2 separate regions of the Homo sapiens genome follow, and region 1 is linked to region 2. A link is a loop called in an ENCODE intact Hi-C map of the cell type or tissue named here. Cell type or tissue: OCI-LY7. All regions are shown on one strand. Each heading gives the region's core, and the rest is flanking DNA. Links, peaks and the distances in the headings are about the cores only.

Region 1 (16,696 bases), core at 5,195-13,194, 300 kb before region 2:
ACTGCACTAACCGTCTCTGCAAAGTGGTATTTTAATTGCACCTGCTTTAAAGGTGGTTGTACAGACTGGAGACGATGGAGGTGAGAAGACTGAGAAATGGAAGTTGCTCAGAGGAAGAAGCTATTGTCAAATGTCTGGGGGGTGGTGAGGAATTGGGCACATAGGTCTTCACCTTCAATCCCAGGCTTCCACTCTGCATGGGCACACCTGCTCATCTGCCATGAATTCACCTCCCCTGAACCCCAAACATTTACCCTGAAGACTTGGAAGCAGTTTGTGTAGTGCAGGATTTGGGGGACAAGGCTGATTGGAGGCTTTCTCTGTCCCTTTAAGACATGCTCTGCGTCTAAAGGGGTAACACTCGGCTGGGCGTGGTTTGGGATGCCGAGGCAGGCAGATCACGAGGTCAGGAGTTCGAGACCAGCCTGGCCAACACGGTGAAACCCCATCTCTACTAAAAATATAAAAAATTAGCCAGGTGTGTTGGTGCGTGCCTGTAATCCCAGCTACTCAGGAGGCTGAGGCAGGAGAATCACTTGAACCCAGGAGGCGGAGGTTGCAGTGAGCCAAGATCGCACCACTGTACTCCAGCCTGGGCAACAGAGTGAGACTCTGTCTCTAAATAAATAAATAAATAAAGGGGTGACACACGGGAGAACTTCATAAAACCATTTTCCTCTCCTGAATCAGACACTGGCCGACTCCAAGTCAACAGTGGTGAGGTTCAAATTGAATTGAACAAAGAAATGTCTGCTGTTTTCCCAGCTCATCAGTAATCTAACACAAGGTTTTTCTCTGTGCCCATCTGCACAGAGTCTACACTGCAGAGTCTACAGTATAAGCAACCCCCGGCCCAGCCCTGCGTGTTCTGGCCCCTCCCTGGGTGGGAAAGTGAGTACACGCAATGTGTGCATACAGTGTGCACACACATACACATTCCTGCGCCACGCAGGCCTCCTTCCTATGAAGGATGTGAATTCTGCTGGAGAAAGTAGTTTTTGAACGTCAAGGCCACTCCCTGCTCGGATGCCAGTTCCCTGCATAGCCCATCCCCTCACCTGGGCCAGGCAGAGGGACGCGGGAGATGCAGCTGGGACACAGGCAGTTCCATTATTTATGAAGCTTTCGTTATTTCACATATAAATAATCGATGGCTGCAAAGTGCGGTAGGCAACACTGTGGAATATTCATGAGCCACGTTTGTGGGAATTTCGGCTGCCGCCTGGGCCCCAGATGTGCACACACTCACACGCCCCCAAATAAAAATCACCATAATAAAGATTTCATCTGTCAGGCAGGGGCTCGTCTCCAGGAGAGAGGCAGCTTGTGCATCCTCGGCACTCAGAGGGTTTGCTCGCCTGGCAGTGGCTGGAGCCAAGCACCCAGCCTGTTAGGGAGGGAGGAGATGGCCCCCCAGGGAGGGAGTCCTGACACTGCAAGGACTGGTCCACTTCTCATCCTCCCACCCCTTCCCCAGCCCCGGTGTTTCATCAAGCACTCCTAGTCAAAGATAAAGAATCCTTCCCGGCCAAGCGCAGTGGCTCACGCCTGTCATCCTAACATTTTGGGAGCCCAAGGTGGGTGGATCACTTGAGGTCAGGAGTTCGAGACCAGACTGACCAACATGGCGAAAGCTTGTCTCCACTAATAGTACAAAAATGAGCCAGTTGTGGGGGTGCATGCTGTAATCCCAGCTACTTGGGAGGATGAGGCATGAGAATCGCTTGAACCCGGGAGGCAGAGGTTGCAAGATCGTGCCCCTGTGCTCCAGCCTGGGTGACAGAGTGAGACTCTGTCTCAAAAAGAAAGAAAAAAAAATACTCCTTCCCTCCCTGTGTGTCTCCGAGTCCCCTGCTCCCCTGCCCACCACCTTTGAAGGGGAGCTCGGCTGGGGTTGTGGACTCAGGATCTCATGCATGGGAAACAGTCCTGTTCCTCAGTCCCTCTTCCTGGACAGAAGGCAGGAAGATCTGACCTCTTCCCATCATGGGATTCCCCGGGGTGGTGTGAGGGGTCAGGGAGTAGATGAGTCAGGAGGACACAGTGTGGCCCCGCAGGTCCTGTGAGGCTGGTCCCAGCTTACCCTCCAAGCCCCCACCTCCTTCCCCGTGGCCTCCCATTCCAGGCTGCACCCCCATTTTGCTCTCTCTCTCCTCTAGGCCTTTGTTCTTGCTGTTTATGCTATTTCCTTCACTTGAAACACTTTTCCCTTCCCCGCTGTTACCTGGCTGGTGCCCTCGGGGTTGGGGAAGCTGCCAGCTCCCCTAGGGCATCTTCCCCAACCGTTAAGCTGAGTTGGGCCCCTGCCTCTGGGCTTCAGGGACCTGGACCCCCCAGTTCTGGCACTTCTTCCACTGCACTGTAACCATCTTTGTGCTAGTGCTCCCTCCACCTCCCCAACCTGCCCACCACACATTGGATTGTAAACTATGTGACCTTGGCAGGCTTTGGCCCCCGAGGGGTTTGAATCCAAGCTCTGCCTCTTACTAGCTGTGTGAACTTCGGTGAATTACTTAACCTCTCTGTGCCTGGATCTCCTCTTCTGTACAGTCAGAATGACAAAAATAGAACGGACCTCATAGGGCTGTTGTGAGCGTTTAATGTATTCAGCCAGTGAAAGTGCTCGGCCCAGTGCTTCTCAGAGCTCGGGAAGTGGTCAGTCCCTCATCCCTCCTCTGCCATTCCAACATCCCCAAAGCTCTGAGACCAAAAAGCTTTTCAAAACTCATTTGGCAGCAAAACCTAAACTGAACTGACCTTAGAGATACTTAACAGTCTGTATCCCACTATTCACATGTATTTCGCTACAGAAATATGAATATGTTGGAGTCGTCTGTAATATAGGGAACATTACATTAATAAAATCTGAAAACAATTTTGAAATCTGAAATGCACGTGGCCCCAACAGCTTCTTTGCGGAACTGTGGCCGACAGCACTCTCATGATTTTCATGAAGGATAGCATGTTAATATCAACTGCCTGAGAGCCAGGACCGTGCGTGTCTTATTCAGCACTGGGCCTGGCACAGAGCAGTTCTCCATAAACTGGGTGACAGTTGGGACAGTGACTGGAGCTAGCCCTGCTTCCCTGACTTTCTAGGAGGCTGTGCCCTGCCACCCATCTCCTCGGAGCCCCAAGCCCAGGCCCAACCTACTCACTTCCCCCAGGTCACCCCTTGCTGTTGGTGGCAGAAGCGGGGTTGAAACCTTCCCCTCACCTGCCTCCCTGAGGACTACCTGGGTTTGCGCAGGGAGGGGATCACTCATTCCAAATCTCAGCTGAGGAGCAGGAAGCTGCCTGGGGAGCTGCCACCACATCCCTGCTTTCCAGGCCCCAGGACAGGCCCACTCTTCCAGGAAGGCATGAGGCTGCTCTCAGACCTTCCCTGCCCTCTCCCCACAATGGCACATTAGGAGGAGGCTGGACGGGAAGGACTCGCCAGCTGAAATTAAACTAAGCACCAATCTGGCCAGGTGCAGTGGCTTACACCTGTAATCCCAGCACTTTGGGAGGCTGAGGCGGGCGGATTGCTTGAGGCCAGGAGTTCGAGACCAACCTGGCAACATGGTGAAGCCCTGTCTCTACTAAAAAAAAAAAAAAAAAAAACAAGCCAGGCCTGGTGTCAGGCACCTGCAATCCCAGCTACTCAGGAAGCTGAGGCATGAGAATTGCTTGAACCTGGGAGGTGGAGGTTGCAGTGAGCCAAGATCATGCCGCTGCACTCCAGCCTGGGCAACAGAGCAAGACACTGTCTCAAAAAGCAAACAAACTAAGCACCGATCTGTGCTGGGCCCCAGTGTGTATTGATAGGTATAGATATGCACAGGTATGGATTAGCTATATATCTAGACATGGAGGATACAAGCAGCTACAAACACCTTCACCTGCTTAATCGTCACATCAAACACGTGGGTGGGTGCCATTAATGTTCAGTGGGTTCTAATGAATAAACCCACCACCTCCTCCACCAAGTTCAGATCCAATCAAGAGAGAGACACTGAAATCCCATGGATAAAGGTCCAAATGGCAGTTTGAACATCTACCAAAAGCTGAATGGCAGAATGTGACAGGGTGGGGAAGTCTGAGAGCATTACGCCCCTGCTCATGGAAACACGAAGCCCATTTTGTAGATGAGGAAACGGAGGCAAGTCAATGAGGAACAGGAATTTGAACCCAGGTTATCCTGTCTCCAGGTATCAATGTAAATCTGTATCTAGCCTACCCCTAGATCATCTACATGCCTCGGGATCTCCAGGATCCAAGGCACAATGATTCTGATAGCAAAAGAAGCCAAGAGGAGTGGAGCCTGCAGCAGAGCCCTGGGGTCTAGGCAAAGGCTGGTCCATGATTTCCCTCCTGGCTCCTCCCCTCCTGCTCCTCTCCCCACCTCCCCTCTTCTCCCCTGTCCTTATCCTTCCCTGTCAGATCACTATCATTCATTTCCCTCTGGTTACCAAGCTTGGCGAGGCAGCTTTCCTGGTTCCATGTCTGATCTGCATGCCTGAGCCAAGAAAAGGACTTGCTTTCAGGAGCCACTTCCTCCTCCAGCTCATTAAACAGCTGGTCCCCTTGTCTGGGTTCAACAGTCAAAAGCCTAATCCATGTCTGGCAGCTGGAACAAATCCTACCAGGGACTCAAACAGCCCCACCTGTGGGGAGAGTAGGAGACCCAGCCGCTCGCTGGAAAGCCAATTTCGAGACAGCGCTCTCTGAGGCTGCACTAATTTTGTCTCATGTTCCAGAGCTGCAGTCACTTTATAAATCCGGCAGAGAATGCTGCCAAGGGTTCAAGAACAGGGTTCCAAGACCCGAGATTAGGCCAATGCTGTTCCCTATCCCCCAGGAAAGGCCCCCCAGGACAGCTTGCCCCTGCAGCAAAAATGGCCAATGCTTCCTTTTATAAATCAACCCCATATGGGCTTTCCAGGATTCTGAGGTTGCATCTGGGCTCAGCACGAAGGAGTCCTGTGATTGATTAGGGATGTCTGCCACAGCTGCGGCCTGGGACCTGGTGTGCAGAGGCCATGTGTTCACTTTTTCAGTACTCATGATTGCTCTGGCAATGGCCCTATGATTGTGTCACTCTGGGACTGGGGTGTGTGTGTGTATGTGTGTGTCATCTTGAAATATATACGTTTACAAAGCTGCTTATAAAGCAGTGGTCAACTACAGCCCTTCCTCCACACCATATGGCCCATACGCCTCCAGCAAGCACAGAACCTCCTGGAGTTTCATTGCAACATTTACAAAATGAAGATGAAGCTGCCAGGTTGGGACAAGTTTGCATGCATGAAACTCCTCTCCACTTATGGCAATAAAGGATTTTGTAAGTTATAAAGTCATGGCTGCATGCCATGGATCAGAAACAGAGCAGAACAGCCAGCGGTAAACAGGAGATGGAGCCTCGGGCTTGCTGTTCTCTAGGTCCTGAACAGGTAGGAGTGGCAGGAGATCCAGTTCACCCAGGATGCTGGAACCAAAGGGCCTCCCAGGGCAGGTGAACTCCACTAGCAAAATTCTGCAAGAGCGCCGCGTGGGCCAATAGATAAGCCTTTACAATGAACTATGTGTTTCCTCTTCAATGGCTTCTCCGCCCACTCTCCCCACCTGGGCTCCAATCCAACCACACTCACCTGCCTCAGGGCCTTTGCAATCACTGTTCCCACTGCCTGCATGCTCCACCCTTATATCCCCTATCAGCTCACTCCTTCACTTCATGAAAGTTTCTGCTGAAATATTATCAGAGCAGCCTGTCTGGACACCTTATATAAAATAGCCTCTTCTATCTCTCACTTTTTTTTAAAAAGAGATGGAGTCTCACTCTAAGTTGCCCAGGCTGGGGTGCAATGGTGCAATCACGGCTCACTGCAACCTTGACTTGCTGGACTCACGCAATCCCCCTGTCTCAGCCTCCCAAGTAGCTGGGACTACAGCCACACACCACCATGCCCAGCTAAGTTTTTAATTTTTTGTAGAGACAGGATCTCACTATGTTACCCAGGCTGGTCTTAAACTCATGGCCTCAAGCGATCCTCCTGCCTTGGACTCCCAAAGCACTGGCGTGAGCCACTGCACCAGCCATCACTCTTTATGCCCCTTATTCGGCTTTATTTTCTCATAGCACATCTATTTGTTTCTTGTTTGCCTCTCTCCCTTCCCTCTAATTAGAATGTTAGTTCTGCAAGGATAGGAATTGTGTCTGCTATGTGAACTGCTACATCCCCAGAGCCTGGGATGCGGTCTGGCACATGATTGGGGCTCTCCAGGTGTGTGTTGAATGATTAAGTGAGGGTTAGGATTTTATGAATTAAGATACTGAGGTTTAGAAAGGCTGAGTATCTTGCCCGATAATAATAACTGCTTTTTTTTTTTTTTTTTGAGACAGAGTCTTACTCTGTCACCTAGGCTGGAGAGCAATGATGTGATGATGGCTCACTGCAACCTCCACCTCCCGGATTCAAGAGATTCTCCTGCCTCAGCCTCCCGAGTAGCTGGGATTACAGGCATGCGCCAACATACCCAGCTAATGTATTTTTAGTAGACGGGGTTTCTCCATGTTGGCCAAGCTGGTCTTGAACTCCTGACCTCAGATGATCCACCCAACTTGGCCTCCCAAAGTGCTGGGATTACAGGCATGAGCCACCATGCCTGGCCTATAACTGTGCTTTATTAAAAGTTCTCTGTGCCAAGCACTGTGCAGAGCCCTTTGCATACACTGCCCTTTAAGCTTCATGGTAAGTCTACGAAGTGGGACTATCCCCATTTTACAGATAGAGACCAGCCAGGTTGAGTCACTTGCTCAGGATCACACAGCAGGTCAGGAGGGGAGCTGCATGTTCCCCAAGCCCCCACTGGTAACTTCTTTGCTCTCCTGGCCCCCGGGCTCCCCTCAAACAAAGCAAAGGCTTCTGTGTCGAGTGGATCATATGTTTCATTCCCCTGTCTCCAGGCAGCACTATAAATCATCAGACAGAATCCATCCAGATTTTACCAACTCCTTGCCAAGGGGTTTCACCATTTCCCATCCCAGTGTTTCCTCTTTCCAAAGTTAAGCCTCATCACTGCAAATTCTTCTTTTCAGTCTAACCCGAATCCCACTTGCTTCACATTCAACCTATTTCTTCTTGTCCCACCTTCCAGGGAGCTGGAGAAAATCGGCAGGAGACACAGGCACTGCAACCAAAATGCTCCATTTAGCTGGGAGAGAAGCCACAGGCTCCACGCCCCAGCGATTCACCAGAAAGCCGAAAGCCCCAGCTCCCAAGGCCAGCCCTGTCAGCACCTGGCCCCGTGTTCCTTTCCCAGGGCCCTGCCTTGCCACGGTGATTTATGGGCCCTGTCAATCTGCAGGCTGAGCCACGGAGACAGCTGGGAGTAGCAAGGATCAGCAGCGGCCACGCGGGCCAAGGGGGGTGGGGTGGCTCAGGCTGAGCCTGGGGGGAGGGGGAGGGGAGCAAGAGACCCAGACACTCCAGACCACAGTGTGACAGAGATGGGGATGGAGACCCCAGCACGCCGGGTCAGAGCAGCCGCCAGCCTGAACCAGGGCAAGAAGCTGCGGAACAAAGACTCCAACCAGAAAAGCATGAAGAAGGAGCAGAACGGGAGACAGCCTGAGAGCCGCTGGAGCCGCTTCTCCTAGGGAGTTTCAGATTCTCTTTATTCTGAAGACAAAAGCAAAATGAAGATGACAGACGGTGAGAGATGTTTAGCGGGTTTGTTTTTCTGCAGACGTTCTGGAGGACCTGGATGAAATCGCCAATTAGCCCTCCTCCCCGCAAGCAAGCTCCCAAGTCCACAACCCTGGTGGGAACTAAGTTCCCCACCCAGCCCCAGCTGGAGGCAACTCTCACTCTGTCTCTCTCACCCCCGGTTTATGTGTCTTTGTCCCTGCAGCTGCACGTCTGACTCCTTCTTCTTTCTTTCTTGGTCTCCCTTACCTTAGATTTTTCTTCCTTGGTATTTTCTGGTCTCCTGCCTCCCTCTCTGACCCATCTCACTCCGAGGAGCCACTGGAGCAGGCTCTCTGGCCCTTGGACCCATCTGTCTCCTGCCTCTGGCATTTCTTGCGCCCCTCCCGGTGTGTCCTCCCGTCTCACCCCCACGCTGTCTCATTGTTCATTGGCGATTGACCTTAGTTTCTTTTTTTTTTTTTTTTGAGACAGTCTCTCCCTCTCACCCAGGCTGGAGTGTAGTGGCTCAGTCTCGGCTCACTGCAACCTCCACCTCTCAGGTTCAAGTGATTCTCCTGCCTCAGCCTCCTGAGTAGCTGGGATTACAGGTGTCCACCACCACACCTGGCTAATTTTTGCATTGTTAGTAGAGACGGGTTTCACCGTGTTGGCCAGGCTGGTCTTGAACTCCTGACCTCAGGTGATCCTCCTGCCTCAGCCTCCCTAAGTGCTGGGATTACAGGCATGAGCCACTGCACCCGGCCATTGACCTTAGTTTTTGATGTCCATCCGCTGCAGGTGTCCCTCCCGTGGCCCTGGGCAGTGCGTCCAGGTGGCCTGTGGAGCAGGAGAGTGGAGTCCCCAGCCAGAATTTGCTGTGCAGAGAGGGAGACCCTGCATTGCTCTCAGCTGCGGGCAGCTTGGCATAAGGAAAAGGCAGTGCCCATAGTTAGGGGAACAGAAGAGGCAGCCAGCAGCAACTTTCATCCAGAGTGGATCTGAAATTCCAGGCCAGGCCTGAGGAATGCTCAGCTGCTTTTGTGTGCATACACACACACACGGAGACACACACATACACGCACGCATACCCACACGGGGACACACACACATACACACACAGACACATATGGGGACACACACAGGGACACACACATACACGGGGACACACAAGGGGACACACATACACACAAGGACATACACACAGGGACACAAAGCACAACAGCCACACACTGGGCAGCCTCAGATGGCCTCACAACCAGACTCCCAAATTCACATCTCTCCACAGTCATCCAGGAACCACAGTCCTTCCAACTCCCAACCCCAAACCACACTGCCCGGAGACATTCCCCTGCCCCACAGGGCACCAGGAGCCCTGAGGCTAGAAAGGGGCTCTGGGCATGTGCACTGCGTAAGGGAGAAGGATAATTTGTCTCAACTTAAATCCAGCCCTCGCTATGGGGACACCAGCCTCTCCCTGGCGACCGTGAAAGGGAGGACGAGGAGGAGGAAGAGGAGAAGGGGGAGGTGAAAGAGGGGGAGAGGGAGGAGGAGGAGGGGAGAAGGAGGAGAAGGGGGGGGAGAAGAGGAGAAGGGGGAGGAGGAGGAGGTGGGGGAGGAGGAGGAGGTAGGGGAGGAGGAGGGGAGGGGAAGGAGGGGGAGGAGAGGGAGGAGGGGGAGGAGAGGGAGGAGGAGGAGGAGGTGAAAGAGGGGGAGGAGGGGGGAAGGAGCACAGCTTTCGACCCAGGCTCTTCAGGTGAAGGAAGGAAAGAAAGACTGGTTCCCAGCGCGCCCTAGGAGAGAGGCCAGGAATACAAGGCCACGAAAGCCCATCTGTTTCCAGGCTTCTGTGATTTGTTTTCCCTTTTCTTTGAATACCCCTTGATTTATGAGACTAGGGGTGAAGATCTCTTCTCATTTAACTTACTTTGAAGCTGATTCAAGTTGTTCCAATAATAAATCAGTCTAAATAAAAAGCACCTGCTTGCATGGGGGCTGAAGGGAAGCCGCTGCCTGAACACGTCCGGCCGGGGGGAGGTGCGCCCCCTGGGGGCCTGAGAGGAGATGAGAGTGCCTGCCCCTGGAACCCAGGCAGGAGGCGCATCGTCCCTGAGCACTGTATGTATATATACTACATATGCAGTGTATGCACCACATATGCGCCACACGTGCACTATATATACACGCTATATATGCCATATGTGCCCTACATGTCCACCACATGTACGATATAGGTACTATACATGCACTATATATATGCATTACATATGTACTATATATGCAGTTTACTCACTACATGTAAACTACATATGCACTATGTATATATAGTATATATACTATATATACATATGCACTATATATACACTATATGTGCACTACATGTACACCACATAGACCATATATATGTGTAATGTAATGCACGTGTAATGTAATGTGGCGTAGTGTAATGTAGTGTACATGTAATGCACATATAGTGTATATATGTGAATATAAAGTGCATATAGATTGCCTATGTAGTGAATATATAGTGCACATATAGTGTATGTGTAAATGCACGTATAGTTATATATAGTGCATGTATATGCACTGCATAGATACTCTATATGCACTATATATTCACTACATATTCATATGCTACATAGGCACTATATGTCCACTACATGTACACCACATATATGATAGATGTGTAATGTAATTCACACGTGTAATGTAGTGCACGTGTGTATATGTTTCGTGTACATATGTTTCATGTACACTATGTGCACTATGTACCATATATGCACACTATATGTGCACCACATATGTACTATATATGCGCTGTATATTCACTACACGTACACTACATATGCACGATATATACACTACAGCACGTGCACTATATATACGCTACGTATACACCATATATGCACTAGATGTCCACTGTAAATGCACTATATGTGCACTGTATACACTGCATATACAGTATGCGCTACATATATACTATAGGCACATTGTATTCCCACCGCACCGCAATGAGACAGGCATCATTATTATCTAGTTAGAGGCATGACCCAGGAAAACCCCACCAACCCTACCTGCACCACCCCTCAGGCCCCTGCCACAGGCTTCCTTGGGGCCTGCTGTTTTGTTGTTGGGTTTTTGCTTTGTTTTGTTTTGTTTTGAGATATGGTATCACTCTGCTGCCTCGGCTGAAGTACAGTGGCATGATCATAGCTCACTATGGCCTTGAACTCCTGGGCTCAAGTGATCCTCCCACCTCAGCCTCCCGAGTAGCTGGGGCTATAGGCACCTGGCTACTTTTTGTAGAAACGGGGTGTTTCACCAAGTTTCCCAGGCTGGTCTCAAACTCCTGGCCTTAAGTGATCCTCCTTGGCCTCCTGAAGCGCTAGGATTACAGGCGTGAGCCATTGCGCCTGGCCAGGGGCCCACTCTGGTGCTGGCTAGGACAGCTCTAGCCATGCCTGCTTTGCTGGGGAAGGGCAGGAACCGGATAATTTCTTCTTTCCCACCCAGGCCCTGCGCTTCAATCTTTGAGTTTCTTGCTTTGTTCGGGAGATTTCCTTTCATTTTGAATAAACAATCACTTAACGGCCTGTGGCTGCACCTCCTCCTGCTTCAATGGGAGGTGATCACAGTGTCCAACCTGACAGACTGTTCCAGACCCAGCTTCCCTGCCTGTGCCCCTCAACCAGACTCTGGCACCAAGAAATGACCACACAGGGTCTCCCAGTTTGATATGGGGTAACTTGAGCCCCAGGAACTCAGGCAGGAGCCACCCAGACCTATAGCCTAATCACAGCTCCACCAGGGTTTAGCTCTGTGACCTTAGGCAAGTGGCTTGACAACTCTGAACCTCCATTTCCTCTGCTGAGCACAGAAATAGTGACAGGTCCCACCTTGTGAGGCCATGAAGATCCTGCTTAGCCCAGTGCTTGATACGGGGTTATTGCTTAGGAAATGGTGGGGTAGGGTTATGGGAGCCGGGGTGAATGAGCCCCGAGAAGAAACCTCAACCCACAGGAGAGCTACAAATGATGCCTGAGGCCACACAGGGACACCCCGAGACATACCCCACCCCTCCACAACCCAGCAGAGGGAGGTGACAGAGAGGTGGCTAGAAGGAGATGGGGAACTGAGACTTCTCACAAGTACATGTGGGAGTCCCCGGCACCACCAAGTGCCACCACCCCAAGAAGTGAGATACACGGAGTGTGATGTTTCTCTGGCACAAGCCGTCCTCACAGCCCAGGAGGTGTGGCCCAGTTAGGAACTTGCTAATGACCTTCTCTGTCAGCTCAGGACTGAATGAGCAGGCTCCAGGCCTCCAGGCTAATGCCAAGCCCGACCCTGAGTTCTTAGGGGCCACACTGGAGAGTGGGAGGTCACGGCACATGCGGGTCCTGTCTGGGTTTTAGGGACAGGGCCGGGCTGTGTTCAGAGCTGTGAGTATGAGGGGACTGGGGCTTCTGGAGAGCGCCTGAAGAATTTACAAAGACCCTTGGTCATGGAAGTATAACGTGTCCGGGGCCAGAGGACTCAGGACAGAGGATCAGGGCCCAAAGAAGGGATAGGGCTAGGCGGCAGTGAGGCCTAGTGAGAGGCAGGGCTGGGTGAGAAGATAGAGACCAAGCTGGGGCTGTGGCCCGGTGAGGCGGGGAGGGGGCTGGTGGGGGATGGAGGCTTGGAGAGGGGCTCCAGATAGACAGTGGAGACAGGAACCAGGATGGCCACAGACCTGGGCCACTAGGGGCCCTGCTGGGGCATCTTGGTTGGGGGGAGCACGCCAGAGCCTGGGGGGACAGTGGGACCTGCCCGCAGCATCCTCACCGGGCAGCCATCAGGAGCTACTGTGCTGGGGACAGAGGTGTCTCGGGGGGTGTGGCATGTTGCTTCCCCTGAAAATGAGAGTGACTGGGCTCTTTTCTCGCTGGGAGAGAAAGCGGCTCCGCTCTCCTTCTGTCCACAGTTCTGCCAGCTCCTCAATGCCCCCTGCCTGCCCCAGGACAAGGGCAAAGCCAGGTATCTGGTGGGACCAGATTGGGCCTTCCTGCCCACGCCCCGGTCTGCCACCAAGCAGCCTACACCATCTCTGTTCTCTCTCTGCTTCTCCTCCTCCTCCTCCCTCCCATACTCACCTTCACTCCTGTTTCCCAATAACCACCCTCGGAGAAAGGAGTCAGAGGAGTTTGGACAAAGTTCATCCTCCCCAGCCCCAGGGTGCAGACACTTCCCTCTCAGCCACGGCCTCTGTTTGGGGCTGGCCCAGACAAGGGGAGGGGTAAGGGGGACATCCCTCTGGCTGCCTGTAGGGTCCACCCAGCCGGGGAAGAAGCCTCCACGCACGGAGGAGTTGTCCACAGGGAGGGCTGCAGAGCAGACAGAGACCCATTTACAAACCAGGCCAAATTTTTTTTTTTTTTTTTTTTTTTGAGACAGAGTTTCACTCTGTCGCCCAGGCTAGAATGCAGTGGCGCGATCTCGGCTCACTGCAAGCTCCGCCTCCAGGGTTCACACCGTTCTCCTGCCTCAGCCTCCCAAGTAGCTGGGACTACAGACGCCCGCCACCATGCCCGGCTAATTTTTTGTATTTTTTTTTTAGTAGAGGCGGGGTTTCACCGTGTTCACCAGGATGGTCTCGATCTCCTGACCTGGTGATCCGCCCGCCTCGGCCTCCCAAAGTGCTGGGATTACAGGCGTGAGCCACCGTGCCTGGCCTAATTTTCTTTAAAAGTGGCATTCTTGTCTTCTAGAAAATACGATGCCATTTTCCTGGCTTGGTGAGGGGTGAGGGGCATTATCCCATCTCCGCTGCCTCTGCCTCCCTCCCCTTCCCCTCCTGGCAGTGCTACTGCTGTTATTAATAGGAAGCAGCTTCCCGGGGCAGCCACCCAGTACAGGTCATCCATCTCCCTCAGAGCGGCCGTCACCCCCCACGGCTCAGCACCCGAGGAGTGGCACTCAGGCTGGGAGCTCTGACCTCATCCCCACTTCCCTCCCTGCCCCCCTCCTCACCTTCTAGTGTTGGCATAGCAAGGTCCTGGGGCAGGAAGGAGCTAAGCTGCCCAGCAGGGATGCCCCAAGCAAGCCTCCCTCCAACATGAAATGTTCATGCATTCATGCATTCAGCAAACATTTATTGAACACCTATTATGAGGCGCACACTGTTCAGGGCCCCAGAGTCAGAGCAATGACCAGACACAGTCCCTGCCCTCATGGAGCTAACTGACATTCCAGTGGGGGAGACAGATATGAAAAGAATAAACTATAAATAAATGACAAAATCTTAGATTTTAGACTCACAATGTCAAATGCAATGAAGCAATAAAACAGGAAAAGGAGATAGGATGTGCTGGGTTCGGGGGTGGTCAGGAGAAGGCTCTGCACAGAGGTGACATCTGTGCTGAGACCTGAATGATAAGAAGCAGTCAGCCCTTAGATCTGAGACGAGAGCATGCCAGGCAGAGAGAATGGAAGGGCAAAGGTGTGGAGAGAGACCGAGTTCTGGCGGTACAGGGGCAGAAAGGGTCAGTGTGGTAGGGCAGTGGAGGAGATCTTGGGGTGAGAAGAGGCTGGAAAAAGAAGAGAAGGTTAGGTCAGGCATGGGACACAAAGAGAAGCTTGGATTTTTTGTCTTTTTTTTTCCAAGATGGAGTCTCGCTCTGTCACCCAGGCTGGAGTGCAGTGGCACAATCTCGGCTCACTGCAACCTCTACCTCCTGGGTTCAAGTGATTCTCCTGCCTCAGCCTCCCGTGTAGCTGGGATTACAGACGCGCACCACCACACCCTGCTAATTCTTTGTATTTTTAGTAGAGACGGGGTTTCACCATGTTGGCCAGGCTGGTCTCGAACTCCTGACCTCAAATGATCCCCCGCCTCGGCCTCCCAAAGTGCTGGGATTACAGGTGTGAGCCACTGAGCCCAGGCTTTTTTTTTTTTTTTTTTTTTTTTTTTGACACAGGCAGGGTCTCACTCTGTCACCCAGGCTGGAGTCCAATGGCCTGATCATGGCTCACTGCAGCCTTGGCCTACTGGGCTCAAGGGATCCTCTTATGTCCACCTCCCTACTAGCTGGGACTATAGGCACGTGCCACCATGCTCAGCTAATCTTTGTATTTTTTGTAGAGACAGGGTTTCGCCATGTTGCCCAGACCGGTCTTCAACTCCTGGGCTTAAGCAATCCACACACATTGGCCTCCCAAAGTGCTGGGATTACAGGCATGAGCCACCGTGCCCAGCCTGGATTATTTTGTAAGTAGAATAGGAAGCTATTCAAAGTTTTAAGCCAGCAACAACATAATCTGGTTTGTTCTTTTATTTTTATTGTTTTGAGACAGGGTCTCGCTCTATTGCCCAGGCTGGAGTGCAGTAGCGTGATCACAGCTCGCTGCAGCCTCCACCTCTTCGTCTCAAATCATCCTCCCACCTCAGCCTACCAAGTAGCTGGGACTACACAAGTGCACTACCAAGCCCAGATAATTTTTTTTCTTTTTTTTTAGAAACAGGGTCTTGCTGTTTTGCCCAGGCTTGTCTTGAAACTCCTGGCCTCAAGCAGTCCTCCTGACTCAGCCTCCTAAAGTGTTGGGATCACAGGCGTGAGCCACCACGTCCAGCCTAGTTTGTTCTTTTAAAAACCACTCTGGCTGCTGGGTGGAAAATAGATGGTAGGAGTTGAGTGGGAGGGAGAGGATCCTTCGGTCATGCAGCTGTGAGGCGAGGGGAATGGAGCGGTAGGTAGTGGTGGGGATGAAGTCATCGGACTTAGGGTCTATTCCGCAGGCCAAGCTGACAGTGCCGGCAGATGAGCTGTGCCTCTCCCGCTTCCCCGTTTCCAAACAGGGGTGAGGAATGTGGTCTTTATTCCCATATCCTCTACATCCATCTAGGGGTGTGTGCTCTGCTGTCCCTCTGCCTCCCCAGCCTGAGGCTCACTGTTACTCCCAGCCAGAGCATGCAGCCATGGCTGGGGTTCCCTGCAGGGAAGGAAAGAGAGTTCAGGCCAGGAAGGGTGTCCGATGGCCAGCCTCCAGTTTAGGGGAGAATCCGGCTCTGCTCCCAGCACCACTGGGAAGCTCGATTCATTGTGCAGAGGTGAATGTAAAGGCACTGGGGTTTCAGTTATTCTTGGCTTCTGTGCTGGGCCTGAAACTCAAACTCCTCCCAGCAGCTCCTGTCATCACAGGGGAGCAGGTTCCCTCAGCAACATGGGTGTGGATTCCAGCTCTACAGACACAAGCTGGGTGATCCTGAGAAAATGACTCTGAGCCTAGTCACTTGATTAAGTCCCTCATTTATTTAAAAAGAAAAAATGTAGTGAGCCAGGCCTTCTACAAGTGCTCGGGATGCTGCAGAGAACAAAAGGAATTTACAGTCTAAGTGGGAAGACAGACAACAAGTAAACAAGCAAAAGCATATCATGATTTGTCATCAGGGCTAGGAAGCGGAGAACAGGGCGAATGAATGGAAGGTAGTCATTGAGGAGAGACTATGTAGTCTGGGTGGGTGAGAGGATTAAATGAGATAATACGTGTAAAGCCCTCGACACAGAGCCTGGCACAGGGGAAGTACCAGTGCCTGCCAGCGGCTCGGGGAAGCAGGGAGAGGGGAGGGCATCAACTGGCTTCCAGCTCCAAGCCCGGAGCTGAACGGAGGAGGGGCTGGGGCAGCCAGAGCCAGCTATTTCCCCTGCCAAAGGTCAGAATCAGGACTGCAACCTCTCTCTCTCTTTTTTTTTTTTTAGTTTATTTGAGATGTAGTCTGTCACCCAGGCTGGAGGGCAGTGGCGTGACCCCGGCTCACTACAATCTCTGCCTCCCGGGTTCAAGGGATTCTCCTGCCTCAGCCTCCCAAGGAGCTGGGATTACAGGTGCCCGCCACCACGCCTGGCTAATTTTTTTTTTCTTTTTTGTATTTTTTTAGAGACGGGGTTTCATCATGTTGGCCAGGCTGGTCTCGAACTCCTGACCTCAAGTGATCTGCCTGCCCCGGCCTCCCAAAGTGCTGGGATTACCCCGTGCCTGGCCAGGAC
Region 2 (8,000 bases), core at 1-8,000:
TCCTTCTATCCACCCATCCTTCTACATATCCTTCTATCCATCCATCCATACACCCATCGTCCTGTCTGTCCATCCATCCATCCATCCTTCCATCCATGTATCCATGCATCCATCCATTCCTTCCAGCTATCCATATAGCCACCCACCCATCCTTCTACCTACCAATCTTATCCATCCACCCATCCACTCATCCTGCCAGCCATCCATCTATCCAACCACCCATTGTTCTACCTACTTATCCATCCATGCACCCATCCATCCATTCATCCATCCACCCATTCTTCCACCTATCCATCCACTTATACTTCTACCTACCCATCCTTCCATCCATCCATCCATCCTTCTATCCAACCACCCATCCACCCATCCTTCCACCCACCCATCCTTCTATCAACCCATCCTTCTACTCATCTACCCATCCACCCATCCTTCTACCTACACATACTTCTATCCATCCATCCATCCATCCACCCATTCTTCCATCCATCCACCCACCCACCCATTCTTCACCCATCCATCCATCCATCCATTCACCCATCCATCCACTCACCCATACTTCCAGCCATCCATCTATCCATTCACTCATCCTTCTACCTACCCATCATTCCATCCATCCATCCATCCATCCATCCATCCATCCATCCACCATCCATCCACCCACCCACCCACTTATTCTTCTGTCTACTCATCCTTCTATTCATCTGTCCATCCACCCATTTGTCTATCTACACATCCTTCTATCTATCCACCCATCCACCCATCCTTCCAGCTGTCCATCTATGCACCCACCCATCCTTCTACCTACCAATCCATCCATCCATCCATCCATCCATCCATCCACTCATCCATCCATCCATCCATCCATCCATCTGCCAATTCTTCCAGACACCTATCTATCCATCCATCATCCTTCTACCTACCCATCCTTCCATTTATCCATCCATCCATCCTTCTATCCATCTACTCACCCATCCATCCTTCCATCCACTCATCCTTCTATCCACCCATCCTATTCATCTACCCATCTACCCTTCCTTCTACCAACACATCCTTCCATCCATCCATCCAATTCATCTACCCATCTACCCTTCCTTCTACCAACACATCCTTCCATCCATCCATCCATCCATCCATCCATCTATCCATCCTTCTATCCATCCACCTACCCACCCATCCTTCCACCCACCCATCCTTATATTCATCTACCCATCCACATATTCATCTACCCATCCACCCATCCTTCTGCCTACACATTCTTCTATCTATCCATCCATCCATCCATCCATCTTTCCAGCTATCTATCTACCCACCCATCCTTCTACTTACCAATCCTATCCATGCACCCATTCTTCTACCTACCTACCCATCCATCCATCCATCCATCCACCCACCCATTCTCCCAGTCATCCATCTGTCCACTCATTCTTCTACCTACCCATCTTTCTATCCATCCATCCATCCTTTATCCACCCACCCACCCATTCTTCTATTAATCTACCCATCCACCCAGTCTTCTACCTACACATCCATCCATCCATCCATCCATCTTTCCAGCTGTCCATCTATCCACCCACCCATTATTTTACCTACCAATCCTATCCATCCATCCATATACCCATCCATCCATCCTTTCAGCCATCCCTCTTTCCATTCACCCATTATTCTACCTACCAATCCTATCCATCCATCCACCCACCCATCCATTCATCCATCTACCCATTCTTTCAGCCATTCACCCACCCACCCTATCCATCCATCCGTTTTTTTTTTTTTTTTTTTAGACAAAGACTTGCTCTGTTGCCAGGCTGGAGTGCAGTGGCACAATCTCAGCTCACTGCAACCTCTGCCTCCTGGAACAAGCAAGTCTCCTGCCTCAGCCTCTAGAATAGCTGAGATTACAGGCATGCGCCACCATGCCCAGCTAATTTTTATATTTTTAGTAGAGGCAGAGTTTCACCATGTTGGACAGAATGGTCTTGATCTCTTGACCTCGTGATCCATCCGCCTTGGCCTCCCGAAGTGCTGGGATTACAGGCGTGAGCCACCGCGCCCAGCCCCATCCATCCATCCTTCTGTACATCTACCCACCCACCTACCCATCCTTCCATCCACCCATCCTTCTAGCCATCCATTCCTCTATTCATCCAACCATCCACCCATCCTTCTACCTACACATCCTTCTATGTATCCATCCATCCTTCCAACTGTCCATCTACCCACCCACCCATTCTTCTGCCTACCAATCCTATCCCTCATTCATCCACCCACCCATCCATTTACCCATCCGCCCATTCTTACAGCCATTCACCCACCCACCCATCCTATCCATCTATCCATCCATCTATCCATCCATCCATCCATCCATCCATCCATCCATCCTTCTATCCACCTACCTACCCACCCACCCATCCTTGCATCCACCCATCCTTCTATCTATCCATTCTTCTATTCATCCAACCATCCACCCGACCTTCTACCCACACATCCTTCTATCTATCCATCCATCCATCCTTCCAGCTATCCATCTATCCACCCACCCATCCTTCTACCTACCAATCCTATTCTTCCATCCATCCATGCATCCATTCATCCATCCACCCATCCACCTATATATCCACCCATATATCCATCCATCCATCCATCCATCATCCATCCATCCTTCCAGCCATCCATCTATCCATCCACCCATCCTTCTACCTACAGATCCCACCCATCCATCCATTCATCCATTCATTCTTTCATCCATCCTTCCAGCCATTCATCTGTCCATCCACCCATTCTTCTACCTTACTTATCTTTCTATCCAGCCAGCCATCTATCCATACACCCATCCTTCTGCCTACCAGTCCTTCTATCCACCAATCTATCCATCCATCCATCCATCCATCCATCCATCCATCCATCCATCCATCCACCATCCTTCCATCCACCCATCATTCCATCCTATGGATGTCTACTAGGGATATGTAACGTGGAAGCCACAGTTCTCACAGCCTCTGCTCAGTCCAGTAAGGGAACAGTCACAGAAACATAACCAGAGCCCTGTGGCAAGCACAGCCTAGAGCCAAGCACTGGGCAATGTGAGAGTCCAAAGGAGGACCTCACCAGACAGGGGCTAGGAGCTAGGAAGCTATCCTTGAATAGGAAATGCTGAGATTGAATTTAAAGGATAAGTGGGTGTTGGACAGAGTTCTAGGTGGCAGAAGAGTTCTAGGTGGCAGAAGAGTATGTGCAAAAGCCCAGAGGCTTCACTCTTCAGGGTGTGGAGCTGTGGAAGTTGAAGTGTGGGTATGAGTTGGGGCAGGGGAAAAAGGAGTTCTGACCATGGAGTGTTGCACCAGAGCCACAGCTTCAGCAGTTTGCAGCCAGGATCTACACACTCTGCCTCTCAGGACCACCCCCACTGGCCCTGGCTCTGCCCTCTGAGGCCCTGCCAGAACTTCCACCACCTCTTCGTCGTGACAGACACTCAAGTGCTAGAAGCCCTGGGCCTCCACAGGTCCACCAAGGCTGTCCCTGGAGATTGATTCCTCAAGGGGAGACTTTGGGACCTGCATGGGACTGAGAGCTTCCCCAGGCCACAGGCTGGGTCAGGGGCACCCAGGTGCACCCAGCTGCCCCAGCAGCTTGGCAGGGATCACTGGATGCTAGCAGGTGCTGGAGGGAGGAGAGGACTCCGAAACTGACCAGTGGGTTTTTAGGGGCAGCTGGGGAGCACTGAAGCCTTGGGGTGAGTGGAGGCCAGGGTTTGGGGGCCAGAGTGGAATGCAGCTCATGAGGGGAAGCCTGAGGCTCCCCAAATCAGCCTGGATCTTTAGTTTCAAGTCTGTCAGCCGGTTTTTCTCCCCATGCCATAACAGCTGTCCTATGGGGCTGCTGTGAGGGTTGATTACAGCTCCGCCAAGAACTAGCCTAGGTGCTTTGTATTTGATCTTCACAACAGCCCTGGGGCAACTATTATCGTCAACCGCCCCCCATCTTGCAGATGAAGAAACTGAGACTCAGAGAGGTTACACATAACCATGGGGAAATGGAGAGCTAGGATTTAAACACAGCTCCAGTCCCATGCAAGTCCCAAAGCCTCCCCTGAGCTCTTTTCCTCGGAGTTACACTCTCTCTTGGTTTTGAGCCATGGCTCTGAAGTTCCTGGCATGGAGCAGATGTTCTATTTGTGGGGACTGCACCATCTTCCCACATAACCCAGCTTTCTCACATACCTTTTGCTCAGTCCCAGGGAAAACAAGAAACCTTAATTTGCAAAAGCACCTGAGAGTTTAATCTTGCCTTTGGTTTTAAAGAACCCTACCCCACGTATGGTGAGCTCTCTTTACATGTTAAGTATTCTTTATAAACTAAGAACTTCAGATGGCTCGATTCAGTCTTGGCTGCTGTAGACCACATGAAAACCAACAAGCCTGGTTTCCTCTGCGCAGCGCAGCCTTGCCCTTATCCGATGGCGCCACCTAATGGCCACGTTTCACCTGTGCAAGCCAAATACATCCTGAAAGACAGCTTCTCCATCTTTTGCGAGACTGGCTATGAGCTTCTGCAAGTGAGTTAAAACAAAGTACACCACGATCAATGACGATTGCTTTGAAATGTAAACATATTTCTATCTGCAGATATGTGAAAGGAAAGTGAGAAAATCGTGTGTCAGCATGATTTCTTTTGTCTATCTTTAAATGATAAAAAGCCAAGAAATAAGTTTTCAGAGGACAAAAAGGATGGCTATGGAAAATGTGATTCTGAATCCCGCCCTTTTTTCTTTCTTTCTTTATACTTAACTTTAAATTTACATAAGCGAGCCCTTTGTTTTAAAGCTAGTTTGGAAAGCTGGTGATTAAAATGGGCAACTTGGCCAGGCGCGGTGGCTCACACCTGTATTCCCAGCACTTTGGGAGGCAGAGGCAGGCAGATCACTTGAGGCCAGGAGTTCAAGACCAGCCTGGCCAACGTGGTGAAACCCCGTCTCCACTAAAAATACAAAAATTAGATGAGGTAGTAGCCCCGTCTCCACTAAAAATACAAAAATTATTAGGTGGCGGGCGCCTGTAATCCCAGCTACTCGGGTGGCTGAGGCAGGAGAATCACTTGAGCCTGGGAGGCGCAGGTTGCGGTGAGCCGAAATCACACCACTGCACTCCAGCCTGGGTGACAGAGCAAGACTCTGTCTCAAAAAAATATATAAAATAAAATAAAACGGGCAACTTTTCTGTTGGTCACACACGACAGCAGCTCTTTGTGAAGTGGCTGGAATGACAGAAAGATGAGTTTGCTATCCTGTTCCATGTGCCCAGTCTTGCATCAAATTAAAGTTCTCCCCCTGGTCAAATGACCTTTCCATGAAACAACTCCTGGGCCCACAAAAAAGTAGACAGCCCCGGGAAAGAGTATATTCTGCAAAGTTATAAATAGTGGTCACTGTTAAGGGAGGAGTATAATTTTAAAAAATGCTTAGCGTGTTGCTTTAGGGGCACAGGTAAGAAATTAACACGTCCTCTTTATGTTCTTCAAAATTGTCATGGAATCCCAGTGGTAAAAAGTAATAACATTGGAACGATAGCTAGGTATGCAATCCACAGTCCTGTGGCGGGTCAAAAAAAAAAAAAAAAAAAGAGAGACACTTTTCCCACCTTGCAAACTTCTTGTGCAGGCTCTTTTCCACAGCTCCTCGGACCACAGACTTCTTTAGTTTCTTTTTTTTTTGTTTTTTTTTTTTTTTTTTTTTTTTTTTGAGACGGAGTCTCGCTCTGTCGCCCAGGCCGGACTGCGGACTGCAGTGGCGCAATCTCGGCTCACTGCAAGCTCCGCTTCCCGGGTTCACGCCATTCTCCTGCCTCAGCCTCCCGAGTAGCTGGGACTACAGGCGCCCGCCACCGCGCCCGGCTAATTTTTTGTATTTTTAGTAGAGACGGGGTTTCACCTTGTTAGCCAGGATGGTCTCGATCTCCTGACCTCATGATCCACCCGCCTCGGCCTCCCAAAGTGCTGGGATTACAGGCGTGAGCCACCGCGCCCGGCGACTTCTTTAGTTTCTGACTTAACACAAGAAGACCTGAAATCCTTTGCGGCACAGGGTTTCTGCCAAAGCCATCTTCTTTTATTTTAATGTTTGATTTTAGAAAAACATTATCTTAGCAAGTCGAAAAATGTTTCCCTGTGAATGACGCTGGCGGTGAAAGCTGATGGACAGCACACAGACGAAGCTCACAAAAGAACTCTTAGTAGCCCTCCTCCAGCTAATGGCCACCAGCTAGACAGATACACAGACACACTTGCAAGTCTGATCACACCTGCTTTCTCAAACTTGTCACCACAGTCCTCTGGCTTTTTTTTTTTTTTTTTTTTTTGGACAGGGTCTCACTTTGTCACCCAGGCTGGAGTGCAGTGGCACGATCACAGCTCACCACAGCCTTGACCTCTCAGGCTCAAGCAATCCTCTCACCCCAGCCTCCCAAGTAGCTGGGACTACAGGCAAGCGCCAACACGCCCGGCTAACTTTTGTCTTTTTTGTAGAGGTGGGGGTCTCACTATGTTGCCCAGGCTGGTCTTGAACTTCTGAGCTCAAGCAATCCTCCCACCTCGGCCTCCCAATGTGCTGGGATTACAGGTGTGAACCACTGCGCCTGGTCCTCTGTCACTTTATATAAAGAAATGGTGGAACATCAGATGCAGAAATGTTGAGATATGATGATGATGATGATGATGATGATGATTTGAGACAGGGTCTCACTCTATCACCTAGGCTGGAGTGCAGTGTTGCAATATCGGCTCACTGCAACCCCCGCCTCACAGGTTCAAGCAATTCTCCTGCCTCAACCTCCTGAGGAGCTGGGATTACAGGTGCACGCCACCATGCCAGGCTAATTTTTTGTATTTTTTTAGTAGAGACAGGGTTTCACCATGCTGGCCAGGCTGGTCTTGAACTCCTCACCTCAAGTGATCCACCCGCCTTGGTCTCCAGGAGTGTCGGGATTACAGGCATGAGCCACCGCACCTGGCTGAGATCTGATATGTTTTTGTATTAGGGTGAAAAGCAAAAAAAAAATTATAAATTGCTGCAAAGGTTCCATCTGATTCATAAAATGCCAATACCTGTTGAGTGATGAAATACGTAACCTAGGTGGCATAGACGTGCACCGAGGCGGTGGGGCAGTGCGTCCATGTGCCAGGCATCCCCCCAACCCCAGCACACGCAGATACTAGTCATGTGTGCTGCCACCCCCTTCAGGAGCACCTCGTAAAACACTAGAATAGGAACTGCTGTGAGAGCACAGCTTTGGGGAGTGATTTTATGATATAAACAAGGAAATTAATATATTCTGAATTCTTCTTTAGGGTCACTTGCCCCTGAAATCCTTTACTGCAGTTTGTCAGAAAGATGGATCTTGGGACCGGCCAATGCCCGCGTGCAGCAGTACGGTCGTGTGGTGACTACAGGCCCCATAACCGCCCGGAACTCCCTCTGCTGCTACTGTTGCTGCTTCTATTGCTTCTCTGGTTTTCTGTTTACTTTCTTTTTTCTTTCCCTTTTTTTTTTTTTTCTGAGACAGGGTCTTGCTCTGTTGCCCAGACTGGAGTGCAGCGGTGTGATCTCGGCTCACTGCAATTTCTATCTTTCCAGGCTTAAGCAATCCTCCTGCCTCAGCCTCCTGAGTAGCTGGGACCACAGGCACCTGACACCACGCCTGGCTAATTTTTGTATTATTTGTAGAGACAGAGTTTTGCCATGTTGCCCAGGCTGGTCTCGAACTCCTGACCTCAAGTGATCCACCGGTCTCAGCCTCCCAAAGTGCTAAGATTACAGGCGTGAGCCACTGTGCCCGGATCCTTGGTTTTTTTTTTTTAATGATCCATTTATCAGCCCTTGAATTTCAAATTTGCTTCTTTTTACTCATCTCTCAGTGCATTCTTAGAGGTTAAAACAGAACCAACCTACTAGGGAAGGTATGTGCTTTAGAAAAATATGTTCTTTGACAAGGTTTTTTTTTTTTTTTTTT

What was found. Hi-C counts contacts between places; a loop is a spot of excess contacts. Peaks named below come from ENCODE experiments on the same cell type or tissue, not always from the same donor. Only the 100,000 strongest peaks of a DNase experiment are listed, where the experiment ranks them.
Region 1: a loop joins it to region 2, with 9 times the contacts of the local background. A loop is called at or near these places in 5 of 110 quality-filtered maps.

Annotation. Positions count from the first base shown.
Region 1 is chr1:11,330,719-11,347,414 of GRCh38, reverse strand. No RefSeq gene overlaps it. Among named protein-coding and RNA genes, the nearest start is that of UBIAD1, 66 kb to the right of the region's middle. RefSeq lists enhancers at 3,310-3,810, 13,073-13,575, 15,068-16,045, 16,046-16,696. In OCI-LY7, for the core only: CTCF peaks have their summits at 9,522 and 9,721 (motif pointing left); a DNase peak (open chromatin) is centred at 9,714.
Region 2 is chr1:11,034,245-11,042,244 of GRCh38, reverse strand. It overlaps MASP2 (MBL associated serine protease 2), which reads left to right. Exons shown (of 11, transcript NM_006610.4): 7 at 4,434-4,552; 8 at 7,339-7,417. Among named protein-coding and RNA genes, the nearest start is that of MASP2, 9.0 kb to the left of the region's middle. In OCI-LY7, for the core only: a CTCF peak has its summit at 4,464 (motif pointing left); a DNase peak (open chromatin) is centred at 4,444.